Linked DNA regions of Homo sapiens: region 2 is linked to region 1. Evidence: chromatin loops called from intact Hi-C (ENCODE). Cell type or tissue: OCI-LY7. All regions are shown on one strand. Links, peaks and the distances in the headings refer to the core of each region. The heading gives the core; the rest is flanking DNA.

What was found. Hi-C counts contacts between places; a loop is a spot of excess contacts. Peaks named below come from ENCODE experiments on the same cell type or tissue, not always from the same donor. Only the 100,000 strongest peaks of a DNase experiment are listed, where the experiment ranks them.
Region 2: a loop joins it to region 1, with 2.6 times the contacts of the local background. A loop is called at or near these places in 10 of 110 quality-filtered maps.

What each region holds. Positions count from the first base shown.
Region 1 is chr11:121,361,580-121,373,795 of GRCh38, reverse strand. It overlaps the pseudogene BMPR1AP2. Among named protein-coding and RNA genes, the nearest start is that of SC5D, 75 kb to the right of the region's middle. RefSeq lists enhancers at 398-1,175, 1,673-1,732, 6,101-6,200, 6,241-6,340. In OCI-LY7, for the core only: a CTCF peak has its summit at 6,642; DNase peaks (open chromatin) are centred at 4,165, 5,674, 6,175 and 6,535; H3K4me3 peaks cover 4,291 bases; H3K27ac peaks cover 6,003 bases.
Region 2 is chr11:121,412,015-121,424,230 of GRCh38, reverse strand. No RefSeq gene overlaps it. Among named protein-coding and RNA genes, the nearest start is that of SORL1, 34 kb to the left of the region's middle. In OCI-LY7, for the core only: CTCF peaks have their summits at 2,747 and 2,946; DNase peaks (open chromatin) are centred at 2,970, 3,639, 5,430 and 6,820; H3K4me3 peaks cover 965 bases; H3K27ac peaks cover 5,000 bases.

The DNA.
Region 1 (12,216 bases), core at 2,370-10,369:
AACCAGCTGGTCTTAATTTCTCCTTACATTTAGAGCACTCAGAAATGTATAATTTGTGTGATCGTTGTTTTGCTTAGCTGTTTTGTTTGTTTGTTTTCTGTCTTATTCGGGGGTTTTTCTGTATGTTTTCATCCTTCTCTTATTAGATTTGACCAACTCGAAGCCCCTCTCGCTTATGAGTGTGGAATTTTCCACTCCAAAGAAATAAGAGCACCATGCTCCCCTCAGCCTTTCAGGGCATTTTCAGGCAACTGAGAATCATATGAGAGGGTCTCGGGGGAACGCTCCCTAAGACGTGCAGCGGCTCTGAGTAGGTTACCCCCTCAGAAGAACACACTTCGAGCCTAATCTCAGCTGGCAGGTGCATATACGGAGCTGACCCCTCCCGCACCTTGAGCCCCGACACACTGTGCCACACAGCCATGACACAGGTGGATCGAATTGGTTCAGGGAGTAACAGCCCTGAAAAGCTAGGTCTGCAAGCAGAACACCCTGGGTCTGACACTTCCTGACTTGGTAAATCTGAAAAAGAAAGTAAATTATGGGGAACAAGACCTCTAGGTTGGCTAAAACCCAGCAGCTGTGCAACATAAAGCTCCACCTTTAGAAACTCCAGCCGGGTACCTGCAAAATACTTATGGCGAGTTGTCATGCAAATGTTTAACCAAGTGGACCCTTATAACCAAAGCAGACTCCAAGTTACCATGGCCTAGATGGGGATCTTTTGAGATGCACAAATTAGCATACCTGTGAACTAGGATGGAAAACACAGGCACAAAAACAACCAGGATGGGAGAGCTACTTTCAGTGGTACCTGGAGAGTAGCAAAGGCGGGGAAGATCACCTCACCTCCTCACAGGAGGCCAACAAACAACTCAGAAGTGCTAACCAAAGACTCTCTAATGTTTTATCTCTTTTAAAGGAATCCTCTAAATCCCTTCCTTTCCTCTTGGAGATCCCCCACCTCCCCCTCTACCCTGACCTCTCTGAACTTCCTGAACCAGATCTGTTCCCTCCTTCTCCTGCATGTTCCAGTCCACCATCCCCCCACTTCCTTGTCTGCCACTCACTCAACAGAAGGTAGTAGGGGGTCTAACTCCCAAGACCCTACTTACTATGGGTTCCCTAGTAACCCTGGTGGCAGCCTCTCATCTGGAAGATGTGGAGAAGGAGGACACTGTAGGGTTCCTGCAGTTTTTGTGCTTCATTTATCATCTTTTTTTTAAGAAAAAAAAAAAAAAAACAAGATTCAGTAAAGAATTCCTTTCACAGCACACAGCCTGAAGATAGGGTTCCAGGTATATGCTGCAGCCTGGAGACTTTGTCTACTGGAAAAGACATTTAATGAAGGACTCCCTTCAACCCCAGTGGAATGGCCATACCAGGTACTATTGGCCAATCCATGTAGCACAAAATTAGAGGGTATAGACTCATGGATTCACATCTCTCATCTTAAAAAAGGCACAACCTCCTGAGTGGACAGTGACTCCCGCCAAGGATCTTTGCCTTCGACTCACTAAACATTGAACTTTGACTCAGGACTAGAAGCAGATGACAGCTGTTGTGGACTGCTTAAACCCAAGACACAGGGCCAGGCCTGTATACAAAAGAACACCTGTGCTTATTTTATAATAGCTATTATGACTATTGTCCTAGAGATACTGGCAACTGCTGTCTTACACAGAACAAGGCACTTGCCTTGTCTGACTTAATGTCCTTTTAGTAGCTAAAATCAATTTCACAACCTTGCTTTTATTTCTCCTATGTCACTACGCCTTCTTGCCACTGCCACCCACTGTCACCCATGAAACAAACCTGTTTCTGCAATGGGCTCAGGATTATGCATACAGATTACAAAAGGAGGCCTGCTGGATATGCGGACTCATGCCTCTTTCCAGGGGCTCCAGCCTGCCATGGCGGATATCTGTCTTCCAATGGCAGAACTGGATAAAATATCAAAAATGTATTACATCACAGAAACAGTCTGGTATCCTTAGTGCTGGCATAACAAAAGACAATATAAGTAACTGACCCATTAAAAACACTATTAAGAGCAAGAGACAGGGGAAATGTTTTTTAATGGAAAGGATCAGCTCACTAACTCTCACTTTAGCATCTCCCCAGCTAAAAGAGAAGGTGACAACTATGCCCCAAACAATGGCTCATTTTCAAAATGGGATAATGAAAATTTGGGATGGGACTCTGTGGCTCACCCCTTCATTAGGTCAGCTTAGCCGAAATGCTCCTTTATGTTGGGAACAAGGAAAACACACCAACGACCAATGGCCAAACAGTAGAAGAGATATGGGGTGGATACCTGGAGAACATTGTGACCACATTATTATATGACAAGACACAGACTGGCATGCCACCAATTGGGTACGGCAACCAGGTATTTATTGGCTACCTCCAAATGGGACATAAGGGTTATGTGGCACTAACATGGCTGTGGTTACCTCCAGGATGTTATGATGAAGTTCACTAGGTGGTTATACTTGCACACAAGGATGAATAATTCAGACCCTACCAAAACCAGCAAATCTTTTTCATTTACAATCCTGCTGGACACATTCGGTATTCCAATGGTATGATCACTTAGCTTCAATCTTTGTACCACAAATAGGTATTGAAGATGTTATATGGTATATAGAGGCCTAATACGGTTTGACTGTGTGTCCCAACCCAAATCTCATGTTGAATTGTAATCTCCACGTGTTGGAGGAGGGGCCACGTGGGAGGTGAATGAATCATGGGGGAGGTTTTCCCCTTTGCTATTCTCGTGATAGTGAATGAGCTCTCATGAGATCTGGTTGTTTCGAAAATGGATAGTGCCCTACTCTTCTTTGTTGTCTCTCTCCTGATACCATGTGAAGAAGGTGCTTGCTTCCCCTTCGCACTTCTGCCATGATTGTAAGTTTCCTAAGGCTTCCCCAGCCATGCTTCCTGTACAGCCTGCAGAACTGTGAGTCAATTAAACCTCTTTTCTTCATAAATGACCCAGTCTCAGGTAGTTCTTTATAGGAGTTTGAGAATGGACTAATACAAGGCCCTAACAAGTTACACCCAAAAGGCCCTAAATGACAGCTGCATGAGTATCTCTTTGCTAAAAAAAAAATGAGGTCTTATGACGAAAGTTCCTTATGAGTTCCTTATGAGGAAAGCTGTGCGGCCAAATTGTATGGCCTTAGACATACTCACTGCAGCCCAAGGTGGGACCTGCACCATTATAAAAACCGAATGTTGTGTTTATATTCCAGACAAATCAAATAACATAACCCGACTTATGACCGATATAAAAACCCAGATAACTAACCTGTCAGATCCAAAACCCTCACTTATTGATTGATAGGTTGGCTGGTTTGGGTCCTGGGGAACTTGGTGACAGAAGCTATTGCCTGTAATGAGAATAATTTGGGTTTTGTCCTGTTTTTGCTTACAATGGTGTTATGGTATGTGCGTGCAAATAAGTCAACATGCAACCAAAAGAGCTAGAGTAATGATTGCTCAAAGAATTGCTCTAATTAAGGAGGCAGTAGTATAGCCTGAACCAGCTTCCAGGTTTGCTACCCCTTCGTTGCTATATATCTGGCCTAGGTCCCTATATTTTTCTTTCCATTTCCATCTTTCCTCCCCCTATTTTTATCCTCATGGGACACGACTTCCCAGGAATGAGTCTTCCTAGCAATGCGGGACATGACTTCCTAGGAAGGAGCCTTCCTAGCAACATAGGACCTGAATTTGTAGGAGTAAACCATCCTAGTGATGAGGAACCAGCTCAAAAAATAAAGAAAAAGGGAAAAGCAACCTGAGATCAGAGACACATTTTCCTTCTAAAAATGCTTTCTCCAAAAGATTTTAAAGAAAAGCTGGGGGTGGAGGATGTGAAAGGAAAAGAAATCTTGTGACCTCAAACTCACTAAGCCAAAGGGAAAAATCAAGCTGAGAACTGGGCCATGAAAACCTGCCTCCCATTTTGGTTCCCAAATAAGATGACTACAAGATGAAAAGCTACACACCTCCTTCATACTTTGCCCACAGGGAAATTCCTTGTGGCCTCCAAGATCTTCACCCCAAAGCATTTCTGTTAAAATTCACCAGGACAATGCAAATCGATGGCTTATCTTCACAGGTGCAGGGCCACATAGGACGGAACTCAAAGTCATCCTTTCTGCCCACCTGACACAAAGGCAGATCTGATCGTTTCCTCTGCCTTATTATCTATGTTATTTTATGTAAAAATGCAGATTCACTGAGCAAGACAAAGGCATGAATGACTATTTTCCCCCACCCCCCTCCTACATGAAAATTGTGTATTTCTCAATATCCTGCCCTTTCTCCTTTAAATTTGAAGCCCTCAGAATTATCTTCAGAGAAAAGGCATAGACCTGTCTCCAGAGTGTGAGTCCTTAACTTTGGCAAATAAACTTCCCAAAATGATTGACGCTTGTCTCGTCATTTGCCTCGATTGATAATTACCCACTGAGATAAATGCCTGTGATGCCTTAAGGTGCTCAGAACACAGAGTAAGTCTAGGATCTTAATGTCAGCATTGTGGTTTAGGGGAAAATAAAAGGTTGCTGTTCATACAGAGTGGTCTCTCATATATGCCTCGGGATTAAACTGCAATTCACAGAAAACCCTAACAATCTTGCTTTCTGAACGCTTTTTGAAAATATGCAGTGAATTGCCAAGACCAGGATGTTCTTCATCAAGGACTTCCGAGGAGATAAGATTTAATTTGCTTTTTTGTTGGTCTTCTTGGGGCGGGTGAACTCCAGGGAGTGATGTGTGTTTTCTGTAAAGTCAGCAAGCTATTGTTGAACAGAATTTCTGCAGATATTGTCAGTGGGAACATAATTTGGGTCAATGAATCATAAATTCTATTTTGGTAATTTGCCGAAGACAACATTGAAAACAGAGCTAGCCCAACGGGGAAAACTGGAAAGAGACACACAGCTCAATAGCATGGCAATAGGGCAGAGGGGGAAAGAAGTGAGACATTCTGCCTAACAGACTGCAGACTTCTCTTCAAATGATTAGCCACCAAGCAGGTTGGATTTTTTTTTTCCTTCCAAGTCCTGGGAACGACGGCAAAGCAGTTAACACAGACTGCACAGTCACAAACCAACAGAAACATGACACTTGAGGTAAGTCCCCTAAGATTCTCAGATAACTACCTCTGTTCAGTTCATCAACCCACAAACAATCCAAACTTGTCTCTTGGAAAAAATTCCCAGACCTTCAATGCAACAGCCTTGTGCTGCTCACATTGTTCTAGTTTCTGTAGGTTACAGAAAACAGTCAGCTCACACACTGGCTTCATCTTTCCTTCCTTTTGGTTCAGGAAATTCAGGTGCAGCTATTGGTGGTGGGAGGTGGATGGAGGAGCAGTGAAAATGAATGCAAATGAGGATGATTTTTTCATTAGATGTGGCTTTTCCTTAATACAATTTTATTCAACTTTATAAATGAAGAAACTGGAGATGAACAACAGTAACAAATAACCCCAAGTCTCCATTATTCATTCCAGGAATTAAATCTAGGACCTTCAACTCAGATGCCCTTTTGTTTAGCTCCTCAGGATACTGGAGGGAGAGAAAAATTTTACCTGAGCGTTTACTCAAAACCAAGGTCAGACAATGCTGTATTTACCTCTATCACCATCCTCTGCTCAGTCCTCAAGAGCTTTGTGCAAGTGAGAACAGCTGTCCTTTGTTTTAAACAAGGACAAGCAAGACAACTGAAGTTTAATTGCAACAGGATGCATTTGGATTAAGTGTGGGAAAAAAAAAATTGTTGGATTCCAAGTATTGTGAGACCAAGGAATGAATTACAGGGGAGAGTGACAACATTTTTTTTTTCTAAAGATTTTGGGGACAGCTCTGTTTCTGGAATGTCCGAAGATAGTCCATCCAATAGGACCAATTACCAGAATCCAGCCCCCAGAGCCTACCATTTCTATACTCATTCTTCTGGCTAATAAAGGGGGTTCTGCTTCACGCCCTCAGTACAGGTCTTTCAGCCATGACGACCAAGGCAGACCATTCTGGTTTCAGCTGGAGTGTTTCTGTTCTCATGAGACACCAGTCCACAGGGGTTCTCTGTCTCACATGTGGAAGGGAAAGTGAAAGTAGCTTCTTTTAAAATGAACAGTTACCTCCTTCTCATTGGCAAAAGGCCACTTAAATTTCCCAAGGGGGACAGAAAACCATCTTGCAAAGTTTAGAAGATATTCGTAGCAGCTGACCCGCAGCAATGTCCTAAAGCTGGGCTTTCAGAATCACTGGGTACTTGGCTCCATTCCAGTCTAATTAAGTCTCAAGGCTTGGGTAGTAGGACCCAGGCATTGATATTTTCGAAAAAGCTTCTCAGTTAACTTGAAAATGCTTCCAGGGTTGAGAAGCACCATTCTGAGTACAGTTGATATGCACCATCCTCTTTCAGAGCTTTTTAGGAGTTCAAATTTGGCTAGACCAAGGGAAGGACAGTACAAAGTGTCTACTTATATGAACTGTTCCAGTTGACTGCCATTTGATTGATGTGTTGGAGGATTAGGGCCCCAGCCATCCTATTAAGAAAGCAAGTGGACCACTGCCTGGCTGTGAGCCTGGAGGAAGCCACTTCAACGGCTTTGTTTCAAGAGCCAGGGAAGACAGAACCCGAGAGCTGTGTCTTGAAGGCTTCCTGCAGGGAGTGGGAGCTATGATTTTATTGCTAGAGAAAGAGTCTCCAAGCTGTTGATGGATTACAAGCTGCTGATCCGTCTCCAGCCCTCAGAGGGCAGAATGTGGAGAATTCCAAAACACAACATAACAGTTGCCTCTGGTACAAAGAAGACGCAGTAATTTGTGGAGGCCGCGTGGCTAAGAATGTAAAGGCAACCAAGCACTGGGGTTAAGAATTAGGAATCTGGATTTGAACCACCCTAGGTTCACATCCTACCACTTACTAGCTATGTGCCTTTAGGTATATTAATTAATTTGGGCTTCACTCTCTTATCTGTAAAATGAGGATAATAATAGTAATTACCTCATTTAATTGCGATGATTCAGTAAAATAATGGACGCTAACACTTATTTAAATATATAATGCATTCAGTAAGACTTGCCTGTATGTGTTTTGTTGGGGCAGAAGCTGCAATGGAGTCTGTGCTGATGAGGGTAGGAGTGGAGAAGGTGTTTCCTCGTCACCAGGGCAGCGGCATTGGAGATCTAGGACGAGCTAGGAGGGAAAGGTGTTCTCCACGACGCCAGGCTTGTACTGACAGGATTCTCTCAAAGTTGAGGTACCCAGTTGCTGGGTACAACCCCAGCACTTGGTAGGGAAGGAGAGCAGCTCTCATCCCAGGCTGTGCAGCCTGCGTCCGCTTAACCTTTAAAGCAAGTGAAGTTGTCACCTGGGTCTTTGTCCTCCTCATCATCCCTAGAGATTCTGAGTAAGAAAGTCTGGGGTGGACCCAAGGAATCTGTATTTTCTTAAGAGTTCTCAGGATGATTTAGCAGCATGGGCAGGGTTGAGAAGCATGGTGCAGTCTGCTCAGTGCAATTAAAAGGGTCATGAACACTCCTCTGCCCGACCTTGTTGGCGCACTGTATATTATTTTACTGCCAGAGATCATCAGCCCTGCAATTCCACTAAACGGGCATTTGTTTCAATTAACAAGTGGTCTCTTTAAAATGCACTTGATGTGAAACCCTACAGTTCTAGCACTTAAGATCAAATTCAGCAAGTGTTCAGAATTCTGAAGAGAGAGAAGGGCAGGAGGTGATTTGGGGACAGGGGGTGATGTGGGTACAGCAGACCTGGTCAGGGACTGAGAAGAGGGAGCTTTTGGCAACATGAAAGAAGAGGCCTTATGGCAGATAAGCAGAGGAAGTACACCAAGAAGTGGAAGAGGGACCCAGAATGAAAGGATTGACAATTCCAAAGACAAGGAAGGTGTTTTTAAAACCAGCTAGATACTGCCTTTCAACTGCCGTTTACAGAGCTCCTACTGGATGGCAGGCATTGGGCCAAGCATTTTTAACGCCAATTTGATCTTCACAACTGTTCAGCGGCCAAGTTATTGCTATTTCTACCTTACTAATGAGGAAGCTGAAGTTCAGCTACCTCATCCAATGGAGCAGACAGGTGACATTACATCCCTGTGTCTTACGGAGTGGAGGTGAGATTGGGTGTGAGGGGCAAGAGCCAGCATCTTTGGAGAAAAGCTCTGGCTGGCGACCAGGCCTCCTGTCATCTTCAGTCCTTTGTTTTCCCAGACCCGTCCCACTGCAAGCATGTTCAGCCCATCCTGTTCCTAAGGATGGAGGGTGAGAACTAACCCCAACTGAGCTACCATCTGCTCAGCCCTGTGTTCAGAGATTGTCAGGGCAGGGAGTGAGCTAGATCTTGTCTTCTCAACTCCCAACCAGCAGAAATAGCAAACATCTTTGGAGATTCCCTTTATTTGGCTTCTGGTTCTCACTGCTAAGCATCGCTATTAAATCTCAGGACCCTTTCCTGTGCAGGCATGTCTGCCTCAGACGCTATCTATCTCAGTATATCAATTCCTAACAACCAGGTGTGGTTGGCACCTAAGTTGAGACCTGTGAACTGTTCCTACCTAGTCTACATCCTTGGACTAGTTGCCCCTGATACCGATGTCTTGTCTTGAACCTCCACAGACATGGCTGGGCTCCTGATGCCACATCTTGTTCCCTTTAGCTGAGCCCTGCCGCCGAAGTTGGTCTGTATCCTCTATACTGCTGCTGTTCCAATGGACTCATCACTTATAGACTTAAATATCATTGCTCTTTCAGCTTAAATTTAGTGTTTCCTGGAACTTCTTTCTTCAGTCCCCTACCTACTAGATTTAATCTCTTGGGATACCAGTGTGGCCCGAGTCAACCCCAGGTGTGATGGTTAACACTGAATGTCAACTTGATTGAAGGGTGCAAAGTATTGATTTGGGGTGTGTCTGTGAGGGTGGTGCCAAAGGAGATTAACATTTGAGTCAGTGGGCTGGGAAAGGCAGACCCACCTTTAATCTGGGTGGGCACAATCTAATCAGCTGCCAGCACAGCCAGAATAAAAGCAGGTAGAAGAACGTGAAAAGACTGACTAGCTTAGCCTCCCAGCCTACATCTTTCTCCTATGCTGGATGCTTCCTGCCCTTGAACATCAGACTCCAAGTTCTTCAGCTTTGGGACTCGAACTGGCTTCCTTGCTTTTCAGCTTGCTCTTTAGCTCAGCCTATTATGGGACCTTCTGATCATGTGAGTTAATACTCCTTAATAAACTCCCCTTCATATATATCTGTATATATATATTTCCTATTAGTTCTGTCCCTCTAGAGAACCTTAATTCTTTTTAGTTCCTCCTTCATTTATTCACTCATATTGACTGAGCCTTTCTTATGCCTATGGCACTCAACATGCAGTCAGCTAGAGTCTGGGAATATATGCTGAATAAAACAATCCCACATCCATGGAACTTTGAGTATAAATGCCTAGAGCAGACAGCAGAGGTACCTAATTTCAAGGATCATGGACGTTCTCAGAGGAAGTGCATTTAAGCTGAGACTTAACGAAAAGTTTAGCCAGACAAAGATGGAGAGAAAGAAGATTCAGGGCATAAAGAGAAGTACATGTGATGACTGACCTCAACATGAGGGGTGACCTACTGGGAATTAGGAGAGGTTTAATAGGGCTAGGGTATTGAGCATGCATGGTATGTTACTTTTCTTGATGCTTGCATCATGTTGGTATATCTAGCTGTCTCTCTTTCCTCACTAGCCTATGAGCCCTGTAAAGGCTACGTCTGTCTTTTTATCTTTATATTCTCAGAGGCCAGCCCAGGAGCAGACACACAGCAAATGTTCAATAAATGCTTGCTGCACTGAACTATGTGGAACCAGTAGCCCCCACCTTGGCCTTGTCTGGTGCCTCGTCCATTATTCTTACTTTAAAGATGACAAGGCTGAGGCAGTCAGGTTCCAAACTTCATGCTCTTACCCACCATGTTATGCTGCCTTCCTAGTGAACAAGGATTATTGTAGCAGAATGGAAAGAAAGTAGTCTTGAAACGGAAATATCCTGGCCTTGACACTTATTAATTGAGTGGTCTTGAGCAGGTTACTCAACTTCTCTGAGCCTTGGTTTCCTTACCTGTAAAAGAGGTATAATTCCTAACACACTGTAATGAGTAAATAAGGAAAAGCAGACGCTTTCATACCTCTGACTTTTTCGTAGACCATGAAAATTTGTCCCTAAATATGTGTTTCTGCTTATTTCTTCTGGCCTTACCCAGGCTCTATCAGCCTGAAGGCCCCTGGAAACCTAGGCCAGGACCCTCAAAGGCCACAGGTCTGAAAGCTCTTGAAAGTTTCTGGAGGACCAGTGAGGTCTCAGAACTGATGCTATTCCAAAGCTCCTGCACTCTTCTGAGTCCTCCAAGAAGCAGAGGCCAAGATGGAATTAAACATGCAAGGAATTTATTAATTAAGAGAAGTGGGCAGAGATTGGAATCCGCCTTCCGGGCTTGGCGAAGAAGGGAGGAGGCAGGAGCGAGGAGGGAGGAGGGCCAAGGGCGGGCAGGAAGGCTTAGGCTCGGCGCGTCCGTCCGCGCGCGGCGAAGATCGCACGGCCCGATCGAGGCGCGACCGGGTCGGGGCCGCTGCACGCCAAGGGCGAAGGCCGATCCGGGCCCCGCTTCGCCCCGGCGGCTCGCCGCGCCCACCCGCTCCGCGCCGAGGGCTGGAGGATGCGTTCCCTGGGGTCCGGACTTATGAAAATATGCATCAGTTTAATACTGTCTTGGAATTCACGAGATGGAAGCATAGATCAAAGCTGTTTGGAGAAAATCGGAAGTACAGTTTTATCTAGCCACATCTTGGAGACATTATTGCAAGAGCATCTCAAGCAGACGTCGTTACAATCGTGATTTGGAACGGATGAAGCATTTATTCCAGTTGGAGAATCACTAAAAGACCTTATTGACCAGTCACAAAGTTCTGGTAGTGGGTCTGGACTACCTTTATTGGTTCAGCGAACTATTGCCAAACAGATTCAGATGGTCCGGCAAGTTGGTAAAGGCCGATATGGAGAAGTATGGATGGGCAAATGGCGTGGCGAAAAAGTGGCGGTGAAAGTATTCTTTACCACTGAAGAAGCCAGCTGGTTTCGAGAAACAGAAATCTACCAAACTGTGCTAATGCGCCATGAAAACATACTTGGTTTCATAGCAGCAGACATTAAAGGTACAGGTTCCTGGACTCAGCTCTATTTGATTACTGATTACCATGAAAATGGATCTCTCTATGACTTCCTGAAATGTGCTACACTGGACACCAGAGCCCTGCTTAAATCGGCTTATTCAGCTGCCTGTGGTCTGTGCCACCTGCACACAGAAATTTATGGCACCCAAGGAAAGCCCGCAATTGCTCATCGAGACCTAAAGAGCAAAAACATCCTCATCAAGAAAAATGGGAGTTGCTGCATTGCTGACCTGGGCCTTGCTGTTAAATTCAACAGTGACACAAATGAAGTTGATGTGCCCTTGAATACCAGGGTGGGCACCAAACGCTATATGGCTCCAGAAGTGCTGGACGAAAGCCTGAACAAAAACCACTTCCAGCCCTACATCATGGCTGACATCTACAGCTTCGGCCTAATCATTTGGGAGATGGCTCGTCGTTGTATCACAGGAGGGATTGTGGAAGAGTACCAATTGCCATATTACAACATGGTACCGAGTGATCCGTCATACGAAGATATGCGTGAGGTTGTGTGTGTCAAACGTTTGCGGCCAATTGTGTCTAATCGGTGGAACAGTGATGAATGTCTACGAGCAGTTTTGAAGCTAATGTCAGAATGCTGGGCCCACAATCCAGCCTCCAGACTCACAGCGTTGAGAATTAAGAAGATGCTTGCCAAGATGGTTGAATCCCAAGATGTAAAAATCTGATGGTTAAACCATCGGAGGAGAAACTCTAGACTGCAAGAACTGTTTTTACCCATGGCATGGGTGGAATTAGAGTGGAATAAGGATGTTAACTTGGTTCTCAGACTCTCTCTTCACTACGTGTTCACAGGCTGCTAATATTAAACCTTTCAGTACTCTTATTAGGATACAAGCTGGGAACTTCTAAACACTTCATTCTTTATATATGGACAGCTTTATTTTAAATGTGGTTTTTGATGCCTTTTTTTAAATGGGTTTTTATGAACTGCATCA
Region 2 (12,216 bases), core at 2,280-10,279, 51 kb before region 1:
ATTTCTTCTATCCAGGGGGAATTCTGGGGATGAACTGAGAGAAAAGCAAGATTGAGAACAAAAGGGAATGTGTGCTTTATCTTTGACTGATTGGTTGATTGATTCATTGATTCATTCATTCAACAGATATATGTTGGATACCAATCATGTGCCAGACTTGTCATGTGTGATAAGTGCTATGAATAAAGCGATGTGAGGAGTAAAGAATTAAGAGACAGTGTGTGTGAATGTGTAGGAGGTGGTTTGCTGTTGTATATATGGTGGTTAGTCAAAGCCTCTCTGATAAGGTGACATTTGATTGGAAAGCTGAAGGAGGTGAGGAAGTAAACCACCTGCATATCTGGGGGCATCCTAGGCAAAGGAACTATGAGTGCAAAGGCCCTGCTTGTTTTGTTCCTGGAGCAGCAGGGAGGCCTGTGTGGGTAGAGTGGAGTGATGGAGGGGTGCACAGTGGGAGGTGAGGCCAGAGAGGTAGTGGGGGCCAGGTCTTATAGGGCCTTAGAAGGTCATTATAAGAAATTTGGATTTGACTGTGGGTGAGATGGGGAGCCACTGGAATGTTTCTACCTTTATTGAGGACCCACTAACGAGTCCCATTTGCATTCCTTGTTCCTATTAAATGAAGAGAGTTTCAACCTTGGCTAGTTTGCAGTGAAGCATAAGAAATAGATCAATATCTCACACTATTAGGATGTCTACTGTCAAGAAAAATAGAAAATAAGTGTTGGTGAGGATGTGGAAAAATTGGAACCTTTGTGCAATCTTGATGGGAATGTAAAATGGTGCAGCAGTTATGGAAAACGATATGGAGGTTCTTCAAAAAATTAAAAAATAAGATTACCATATAATCCAGCAATCCCACCTCCGAGTATATATTCCAAAAGAATTGAAAGCATAGCCTTGAAGAGAGATTAGTACACCCATGTTCATAGTAGCATTATTCAAAATAGCTAATAGGTGGAAGCCACTCAGCTGTCCATGGATGGAAGAATGGATGAACAAAATGTGCTATATACAAACGGAGAAATATTATTCAGCCTTGAAAAGAAAGGAAATCTGGTCAGGCATGGTGGCTCATGCCTGTAATCCCAACACTTTGGAAGGTCGAGGCAGGCAGATTGCTTGAAGCCAAGAGTTCGAGACCAGCCTGGGCAACATAGTGAGTCCCTGTCTCTATAAAATTTTAAAAAATTAGTCAGGCATGGTGGCACGTGCTTGTAGCCATAGCTACTCAGGAAGCTGAGGCAGGAGCATTGCTTGAGCACAAGATTTGGAAACTGAAGTGACCTATGATCATGCCACTGCACCCAGCCTGAGCAACCGAGCAAGACCCTGTCTCTAAAAAAAGAAAGGAAATCCTGTCACATGCTGCAACATGAATGAATCTTGACGACATTATGCTAAGTGAAATAAGCCAGTCACAGAAAGAACAAATACTATATGATTTCACTTATATGAGGTATCAAATGTAACTAAGTCCATAGAGACAGAAAGTAGTATGGTGGTTGCCAGAGGCTGGAGGCAGAAGGAATAGAGTTGTTGTTTAACGGGTATAGTTTCAGTTTTGCAAGATGAAAACATTTTGGAGACTGCACAATGTGAATATACTTAACACTGCTGAACTCTACACTTAAAAGGGGTTAAGATGGTAAACTTTATATTATGTATATTTTAGCACCGTTAAAAAAACTTATTATTGGAAAATAATGACTTCTTAAATCAAGATTAATAGCATGTAACCCACACACTACTTTGTTTGAAAAAAAAAAAGATCAAGAATAATGACATAAGTGTATGTACATATTAATAAAAACTGCCTAAGCCAAAAAATATCAAGTATCTCTTACGTAAGCCATTTCACCCCTAAGCAGCTTGAGATATAATATCTGCAGGTGGCAAATTCTGCTATCAGGGACACAATTTAGGAAAAATGGGAAAGCATCCATCATTCTTTCAAAGTTTCTCAACTACCAAAAATCTTATCCATTCCATTCAACCAAACAGCATGTATTGACCCTTGACTACATTTATAGCAATATGCTAGGTACCATGGACATATACAGACAGATAAGACACCCACCAAAACTTCTCTCTCCCCTTTCCCTCTCTCTGAGTCAAAAATCTCTTCCTTCCCTTTGATCTTTGCCTAATTTTCTCTTTGCCACGCCTAAGATATGGTTTCTTTGCTCATACAGTCTTGGTCCATGTTTCTCTGAGCCTCTGAGACCTGGAAAATTGATATTGGCTGGTTGTTGGTAGAACTATTTGCTCTTCTTGAGTGTCATTTTTCCTTGCTACCATCCTTAGTAGGCTGCAGGCTAACCCTTCATTTCCTTTTAGGTGCTGCTTCAATTCCTCTTGCCTCTGATAATTCTCAAAGAAGACCTACAATATATTCAGGCCACTGCCCAATTTTAGAGACATTTCCACCCTAGTTGTCATGGTCAATGTCTGAGCTTTAATGCTTCCTCCTGAGCCGTGGTTCATCCAGCTAAGTCATGCTTAATGATAATTAGAAAAGAGGTGACCGACAGGGGGATTTGAGTCCATGGCTTAGTCATCAGGGAGAGATATTTTTTACTGCTAACTCATATGACAAATCTGTGAAGCACTGTTGGCTACCGTAATTTATTTTATTGAAGTAAGAGGTTGTGTTTTTTCTAACTTTTCAGTTGAGCTTACTGACCTGTATAAAGTCAGCAAAATCAGGTAATTTTGTGTACGCATCTTTGTAGAATCTACACTAAATACTGGCAATTGAGATGAAGTGGATACAGTTGGTGTTCTTTAAATATTTACATCCCAAAGCTGATACAATCACAAAACAGTTCACCACAATGCCATGAAATATTGTATGCTCATGGATTATAATGACTGATTAATTCACAATTGCTTCCCAGGTAAGTTTTAGAAACTAAGCACCAAGGCTCCCCTCTTTGCAGACCTACTGGCCTACCCTGGAATTGCCAGGTGCTCAGCCACTGATCACAATAACAGTGAGAACATTCAGTAGCACCTTCCTAAGTCTTTGGCTTAGTTTTCCAACTGTTGTACTCTGGACTCCCCTCTTTAGTGACTGGTAACTTGGCGTTTTAATTCAATATTAGGCTTCAGATGGCTATAATGTGTTAAGTAACTCTTTTTCACAATGCACATTTATTGAGTTCTCTCTTAATATTCATCAGACATTCCTTAAGAGGCCTCTCAATGGCATGGAAAGGCAATCTGGTTTTGCAGCACATATCTGCACACATCTGTCCATTCCTCAGGAGAACTATAACCACAGCCTGAGTCCCTCCATTTTTCCATATTGCCTTTGGGAGCAAATTTTAAAAACTTAATCCTGCATTTGATAGGTCACTAGCATTTATCTGAGTAACAAGGCCAGTTTCCTGCTGTGCTAAACCTTTCAAAATCATACAAAGCTTCACCTGTATGTTCCTAATCCCACTTCCACATCCTGGCATGGAGTTTGATGTCATAGCCACATTGCATGGGTTTATCCTGCAGAGTGCAAGAGGAAAATCATTCTGGATTTTAGAGAAGAAAATCCAAGACAAGAAACAGAGGTAGCAAGAGAGAGATGTCACTGGTGCACCACTAAAGAAAAACCTCAAGCTGCCAACGTCAGCTCTACAGAGAAATGGGGACTGAAACCAAAGAGAGGGATTTCAGACCTGTGTCAGCTGAAATCTAAAATGCAGTCATTCATTTAGACAATAGCTAGGAAGTTATTTTTATGTATCAGTGACTTTGAAAATGCAATATCAATCATGGTGTTATTTCTCTTGGACCTGGGGCGAAAGGACTCAAGTGGAAGGTTCCCATTACCACAGCGGTATTTCAGGGAGTGAGGAATTTGGGAGGGAGGAAAAACAGTATGTCCCTCATCTGGGGATTTTCTCTCCTCATAACTGATCTTTTAAAATCCTTTATGTAGGGATTTTGCAAACTGACTATGAAAAGGAAAGCCCCACTATCTCTTACTGTGCCATCAACTCACACTGTAAAAGGAGCAAAAAGTGTTTTAAAAGCCAATTTGACCAGAGCTGACTTATTTTACTTTGTTTATCGACAGATGTCAATATCTTTATATTTCTTATCTCCCCAGTGGACTGTAAGCTTCGGGAAAGGCAATAGCTCTGGAATAGTTACTGCGCTACTGGAGTAGTGCCCATCAGACTGTGTGTAAATGAGACTTGGCTGTCAGTCACCCTGGGAGGCGATGCACATTCATTCTCAGGATGCTGCTATTGCTCAACTGATTTTTAGAACTCTGAGAGGGAAGAATTTTCTAACCCTTTCCATTTGCCTTTAGAATTGGTTCATATGTCACCCCAAAATCAATTTTTTATACTTTATAATCATCATATTCCTTTTTTTTTTTGAGATAGAGTCTTGCTTTATTGCCCAGGCTGGAGTGCAGTGGCGCGATGTGGGCTCACTGCAACCTCCGCCTCCTGGGTTCAAGCGATTCACCTGCCTCATTCTCCCAAGTAGCTGGGATTACAGGCATGAGCCACCATGCCTGGCTAATTTTTGTATTTTTAGTAGAGACTGGGTTTCACTATGTTGGCCAAGTTGATCTCAAACTCCTGACCTCAAGTGATCTGCCCGCCTTGGCCTCCCAAAATGCTGGAATTACACGAGTGAGCCATGTCTAGCCACATTTCATTTTTCAAAAAAGCTTTATTGAGGTATAATTTACATATAATAAAATGCACTCACTTTAAGTGTACGATTAGATGATTTTTAGTAAAGTCACAAGTATGCAACCCTCACCACAATCCAATTTTAGAACACCTCCATCGCCTATTCCCATCCCTAGCCCCGGGCAACCACTAGTCTACTTTCTGTCTGCATAGATTTGCCTTTTCTGGATACCTCGTATAAATGGAATCCTATCATATATGATCTTTTGCGACTGGCTTATTTTGCTTAGCATAATGTTTTCAAGGTTCATCCATGTTGTAGTGATGCAGATGCACCCCAAAACTGGAGCTTAGCTTGGTGGGTTCTTGGTTTCACTCAGAAAAGAATTCAAGAATCAGCTGACAGTGAAAGAAAGCAAGTTTATTAGAGCAACAGTGTACATCACAATGGCTGCTCCATAGAGCAGGGCTAACCCATAGGCAGAGCAGGGCTAACCCGTAGGCAGAGCAGGGCTAACCCGTAGACAGAGTGGCCCAGAGCAGCAGTGTACAGCAAGGTGGCCACTCCATAGGCAGAGCAGTGCTGTCCCATAAACAGAGCAGCCTAGAGCAGCAGCAGCAGCTGCAGTCCCAAGCAGGAGCAACAGCTGCCACAGCTGTCACAGATTGCTGGCCAGCTATATTTTTGCCTACTCTTAACTAAGTGCTAATTATGGGATTATTCAGAATTTTCTCGAAAAGGGGCGGGGAAGTTCCTGGAACCATGTAAGGCAACTTCCCACTCGTTACCATGGCATTTGTAAACTGTCTTGGCACTAGTGGGAGTGTCTTTATGCTAAGGAGCAGTGAGGGCAACTAGAGGTTGCTTTCGTCACCATCTGCTGGTTTCCGCCAGTTCCTCTGCTACATCCTGTTTTGATCAGAAGGGTCTGATTGGAAAACAAGTCCATCTACCTCAGTAGCATGTATGAGTACCTCATTTCTTTTTAGGGCTGAATAATATTCCATTGTATGGATATTATCACATTTTGCATAGGCATGGACATTGGAGTTGTTTCCAGTTCAGGGTTATTATGAATAAAACTACTCTGAATATTCACATATGTTTTTGTGTGGACTTATTTTTTTAAAATCAGAAAATATATTCCTCAATTTTATCTTGCCTCTACTCTCAGTGGCTTCGCAACATTGAACATATTCAAAAGAATGAACCATAGGCTCTGAGGTGATGCCCAAAGAAAAGATGTTCTAAAAATACTTTCTACGCAGATAACACCATTGGATTAAGAATATTATCTCCTGAAGGCCGGGTGTGGTGGCTCACGCCTGTAATCCCAGCACTTTGGGAAGCCGAGGTGGGAGAATCACAAGGTCAGGAGTTCGAGACAAGCTTGACCAACAGGGTGAAATTCCGTCTCTACTAAAAATACGAAAATTAACCAGGCGTGGTGGTGTGTGCCTGTAATCCCAGCTAGGAGAATCACTTGAACCCGGGAGGAGGGGTTGCAGTGAGCTGAAATTGCACCACTGCACTCCAGCCTGGGCAATAGAGTAAGACTCCATCTCAGAAAAAAAAAAAAAAAAAAGAGTATTATCTCCTGAAATAATTGTTCTAAAGATGACAATACTCATTTGATATATAAACATAGGTGTATTGTTTGTAAATAGTTAATCTCATGTGTACAACTTAATTACAGCACGCTTGTGAATCTGCAACAGTTTAGCACAGTATTTTGCAGATAGAAGCTGCTTGATAAATATTTGCTGACTGAGTTTTTAAATGCCCATAGTGGTTCCTCTTGGAAAGTAAAATATCAAAAGTTTCAATGTTTAACAGCCTTTTCCCATTTTGTATAAACAAAGCCAAAGCCCTCCGAGAGAACATGACAAGCTATCCAAAGAGCTCCAAGTCACAATTATCTATCAGACAGCCTTATTGATCTTCCTTCAACTTGAGAGGCCTCAGGCAAAGCAATTGCTCTGTAGGCTTGGAGGGGCAGGAAGCATTTGTGTGGGGCCTGTGGGAGCATTGGTTTCACCACTGAATTATGCCTCCATGAGAAACAGCCAGAGGAGCCCAGCTCTTCTCGGCAAGGGCCCTGCCCCTTGCTGGCACGTTTTCTTAGAAGTTGACTGGCCCGGATCCAACATTGGCTAACTTCCTCTCGGTTGCTCCCTTGCACACTGTTCCAAGCCTGTGTGGTCAGATTTGGGCTGTTAACTCAACAGACTCCAACCACAAGGAAACTAGAACCACCCGGTGTCCCCTCTTGCTGACATTCTAGCCACCTTGTTGGCTCTGGGCAGCTGTGAATGCATCTGGGCCTGTGGTCTGTGGGCTCTGAGGCAGCACTCAATGAAATCCCATCTTTAATTGGACAAATGAAGTGTCCTCCTCTGGGTTTCCCCAGTGCTCAAGAAAACAGTGTATGAGAAATGTAGCCAGCGTGTCCACCCACAGCATGAGCTCTTGTGTGCCTCTTCCTTAGAATGGCCGCCCAGGCAGTAGGACCACAGCCCCCAGCACAGGAGAACCCTTCATCCAGGTGTTCAATGCCTCAATAGTTTTCCACTGTCATGTAATCATAAGTTGATTCTGTTTTAATTTTCAAAGCACTTTTTCAAATAGATATCAAGTCACTATTAGCACAGATTTTATAACATTTTAAAATGTATTTAAATAATTATAATTATTTCCCATCACAAAATATTAAATTGCATTCTTACTAGATATCAATTAAAAAATCAATGCACTCAACATTTTCTTGTTTCTTCATTACTTGTTTATCTCCCTTAAAAAAAACTATCAGGCCAGGCGTGGTGGCTCATCCCTGTAATCCCAGAACTTTGGGAGGCCAAGGCGGGTGGATCACCTGAGGTCAGGAGTTCGAGACCAGCCTGGCCGATATGGTGAAACCCTGTCTCTACTAAAAATACAAAAATTAGCCAGGTGTAGTGGCACACGCCTGTAATTCCAGCTACTTGGGAGGCATGAGAATTGCTTGAACCCAGGAGGCGGAGGTTGCAGTGAGCCAAGATCATGCCTTGGCACTCCATCCTGGGCAACAGACCAAGACTCCATCTCAAAAAAGAAAAAAAAAGTATATATATTACTCATTAGCCAATTAAAATTTTTTTCTAGCATTGCTGCTGTCTTAACAACTCTATTCTTAGAATATTAGAGTGCTCTCTACACCTTCCTTTTTTTTTTTTTTTTTTAAATAATAATCCCTAGAAGGCCAGGCACAGTGGCTCATGCCTATAATCCCAGCACTTTGGGAAGCTGAAGTGGGAGGATTGCTTGAGGCAAGGAGTTTGAGACCAGCTTGGGCAACATAGCAAGACCCCATCTAAAGAAATAAATGTGCAATAACTGAATAAAATATTTAGTGTTTGTCTTTGACTTTGTGGCTCACTCTCTGCAGGGCACCTTTATGTTTGTTTGCCTATGTCCACACCTTCACCTCTCTCCTGGTGATACTCTGCTCCCTCCTCTGTCCGTGTGATCTGGGTGATTCTTTCCTCTTCTTACCCAACTATGACTTCCCCACCCAGGAATTGGCAGTGACCCAATTTGACTAATCAGAGCCCTTTTCCAGCTGGAACTGAAGGGGGAGAGGGCTTTTTGCTCTGGGATGAAAATATTCTGTTATTTGTTTAAGAAAGTCCCAAATGGGTTTTATCACTTGCAACAGAAAGCCTTGACTTACATACTTACCTTTCCCTACAATCCTGGTCACAGTCTTTCCAGTCCTGGAACTTTATTACTGACTATTTTTTTTGAGTCAGGGTCTTTCTCTGTTGCCCAGGCTGGAGTGCAGTGGTGCGATCTCAGTTCACTGCAGCCTTGACCTCCCGGGCTCAAGCTATCCTCTTGCCTCAGACTCCTGAGTAGCTAGGACCACAGGTGTGTGCCATCACATCCAGCTAATTTTTTTAAAATTACGAAATTTTTAAGGTGGTACTCACTTATTCTCCCCATATTTCCCAGGCTAGTCTCAAACTCCTGGGCTCAAGCAATCCTCCTGCCTCAGCCTCTCAAAGTGCTGGGATTATAATTACTGATTTTTTTACTTAGCACATTTTTAAACTGTCATGATACTTTTGCTTTGTTTTCTTTTCATTTTATAACCTAATGATTTTTAGTGGCTCTGAGGATCACCACAGATGAGAGATAAGAATAGGAAGGTGTTTAGAAACTCCATCACTGTGGGACATTGTAGAGAACTGGGTGTTCAACTAGGAAAAAGAACAAAACAGCCTAGAGGAAGGGGTGGTAGATATAAAGCTAGTTGCAATTATCCGAAAAGCTTTTAGGTGGAGAGAGTTATTGTTTGTCATCCTGTAGGGCCATTGATTGCTGTAGTTGGAATTTATGGAGAGGCTGACTTCTGTTCTTTATAAAGAGAATATACTTTCTAATAACCAAGGTGTCCCAAAAATGAAACAGGCCTCCACTCAAAAATTAAGAATCCCAGGACTTAGATGTTATCTTTTTAAGGACTCCTGGGCTAGGAATGTAACCTCAAAGATCCTTTTAGTTCTTCAAAGTCTGCGATGTTGAGATGGAGATGAAGGTGAAAATGTTGCTGGTGAGAGAGCTCAGGAATTCTGCCTACGGTTCGAACCAGCCTCTGTCTTATATAGAAACAGGTCCAGATCCCATATCCTGCCATGATCATTAATTTCTCTGACCTCATTCTCTTTCAGTGTTGCCTGTTATAATTTTTATTTGGTATAATAGCAATGTAAGATACCTGGAAAAGGATACCTAAATAATTTAAGTGGTAGCTGGAGGAACTTGCATCTCTGGATCTTGGTATTCTTATGTGTAAAATGGGGAACTTGGACTATCTCAGAAGTCTCCAGGCTTTCCTAGTAGAAATTGAGAAGTAATCCGCAAAGATGGACGGGTGAGAAGATGCAACCTCCAGTGTTCCACATGCAATGCTTTCCAGCTGCCTCCAGACATTGGAATTGTCTTACTGCAGGAGAGGTACATGGAGGGAAGGAAGGCTGAACATGAGGAGATGTACACAGAACTGATTATATAATTTGCAGGGCCCCTTGTTCAAAATAATAAGAATTTCAAGACTGCAATAGTAGAACATTGAACCAAGCATGGGTCCTTGTAAGTGTGGGGCCCCAGGCAACTGCACTAGTTGTTCCTTTATGAAGCCATCCTGAATATGTTACAGGCCAAGAGGCTGTGGCTCCCCATGTAATGAAAATTAACATAAGGCCAAGCAGGTTTCCTGGACAAGGATTCTATTTTGGGGCTTGTGCTAGAGCACAAGAGAGACAGCCAAAGGGAGATAGCAGAGGCAAAAGGATTCTCCAGCTGGCTCTCTGAAAAAAAGCTGTTAGGGATTATTATTATTATTATTATTATTATTATTATTATTATTATTATTATTATTATTATTTTGCCTTGAGATGGAGTCTCACTCTGTCACCCAGGCTGGAGTGCAGTGGAACGATCTCGGCTCACTGCAACCTCTGCCTCCCAGGTTCAAGCAATTCTCCTGCCTCACCCTCTTGAATAGCTGGGACTACAGGAGTGTGCCACCATCCATGGCTAATTTTTGTGTTTTCAGTAGAGGTGGGTTCACCATATTGGCCAGGCTGGTCTCAAACTCCTGACCTCCTGATCTGCCCACCTCGGCCTCCCAAAGTGCTGGAATTACAGGCGTGAGGTCAGGAGTTTGAGACCAGCCTAGCCAACATGGTGAAACCCCATCTCTACTAAAAATACAAAAATTAGCCGGGCATGGTGGTGCACACCTGTAGTCCCAGCTACTTGGGAGGCTGAGGCAGGAGGATCACTTGAACGTGGGAAGTGGAGGTTGCAGTGAGCTGGGATCATGCCACTGCACTGAGATCGTGCCACTGCACTCCAGCCTGGGTGACAGAGCAAGACCCTGTCTCAAAAAAACAATAAAAATAAAAATGAAAAAGTTAAAGAAAAAAAAGGAAGGTGGGATAACTTTGCTTGCTGAATCTTCTGGCTTCCTTCTTTCTCCCATGCTGGATGCCACCTTCCGCTCCTCCTGCCCTTGGACATCAGACTCCAGGTTCTTCAGCCTTTGGACTCTGGGACTTGCGCCCGTGGCTTTCCGGGGTCTCTTGGCCTTTGGCCACAGACTGAAGGCTGCATTGTTGGCTTCCTGGTTTTTGAGGCTTTCAGACTCAGACTGAGCCACTACCAGCTTCTCTCTTCCCCAGCTCACAAACGACCTATCATGGGTTTTCATGATTGTAATTGTGTGAGCCAATTCTCCCTAATAAACTCTGCCTTATATATATACACATGTATCCTATTGGTTCTGCCCCTGTGGAGAACACTGACTAGTACGGTGGAATGCAAGAAAGAATGCCGTAGTAGGGGTGAGCTGAAGCCAAGCTCCATCCCTACCCTGTCTCATGACAACACCCTGTATCAACTGGACCAGTTTAAAACAACTCATTTGAGGCTCCTTGTCTAGATGATTTCAAAACTCTCTTTTGGCTATAATAGAAGATACTTCAATCAATAAATCAATTAAAAGCTTTGCTGATCATCTATATATTAAAAAAAGTTGTGATTCTATGAGTAAGTAATAGAAAAAAACACATAAATGCAGAATTACTAAATATCTCTGAATCCTCCAGAACTGGGGGGGATTCTGGGATGATTGTGGCTTTGACTCATTATCACAATCTGTTTCAAAGAGGCCTGCCAAATAAGGAGATTTGCCTGCACTTTTTTTTTCTTTTTTGAGATAGGGTCTCACTCTGTCACCTAGGCTGGAGTACAGTGGTGAGATCTCGGCTCACTGCAAACTCTGCCTCCCAGTTTCAAGTGATTCTCCTGCCTCAGACTCCCAAGTAGCTGGGATTACAGGTGCACACCACCACGCCTGGCTAATTTTTGTAGTTTTACTAAAGAGAGGGTTTCACCCTGTTGGTCAGACTGGTCTCAAACTCCTGACTTCAAGTGATCCACCTGCCTCAGCCTCCCAAAATGCTGGGATTACAGGCGTGGGCCACCACGCCAAGCTGCCTGCACTTTTTAAACAGACATTTTATCCCCATTATCCCCATTTGTCTTTATTCAGAATCACACACATCCATTTACCCTTTCCTCTGGGATTGGGGTCAATGAACCACACTTCTCTTATTCATTTCGCAACTATTTACCACACTGGAAATATGTTAAGTGCCCCACAGTGTGCTAAGTTCTGTAAGGTACTGGGAGCCAGGCCCCAGCCAGAGATGACTGGTTAGGGAAGGGGAAGAGTTGGCTAAAGGCAGGGAATATCATGAGCCAAGGCGTTAAGGTCAAAATCTTAAACTGGGAAATGGCAAGGAATCCAGTGTGGCTAGAGTATAAGGTGTATATGAGGGAAAATGTAGGAGGTGAATATGGCAAGGGAGTTTGGAGCCAATAGTGGAGGCTTGTGAATGCCATAATAGTTAGTCCTTGAGCCTATGAATAAAAAGGAGTTTTTGAGCAGAGAAGTGCCAAGTTCAGAGCTGCCCTTATAGGGAGTTAATTTGTCAGTCACATCCAGCACTAAAAAGT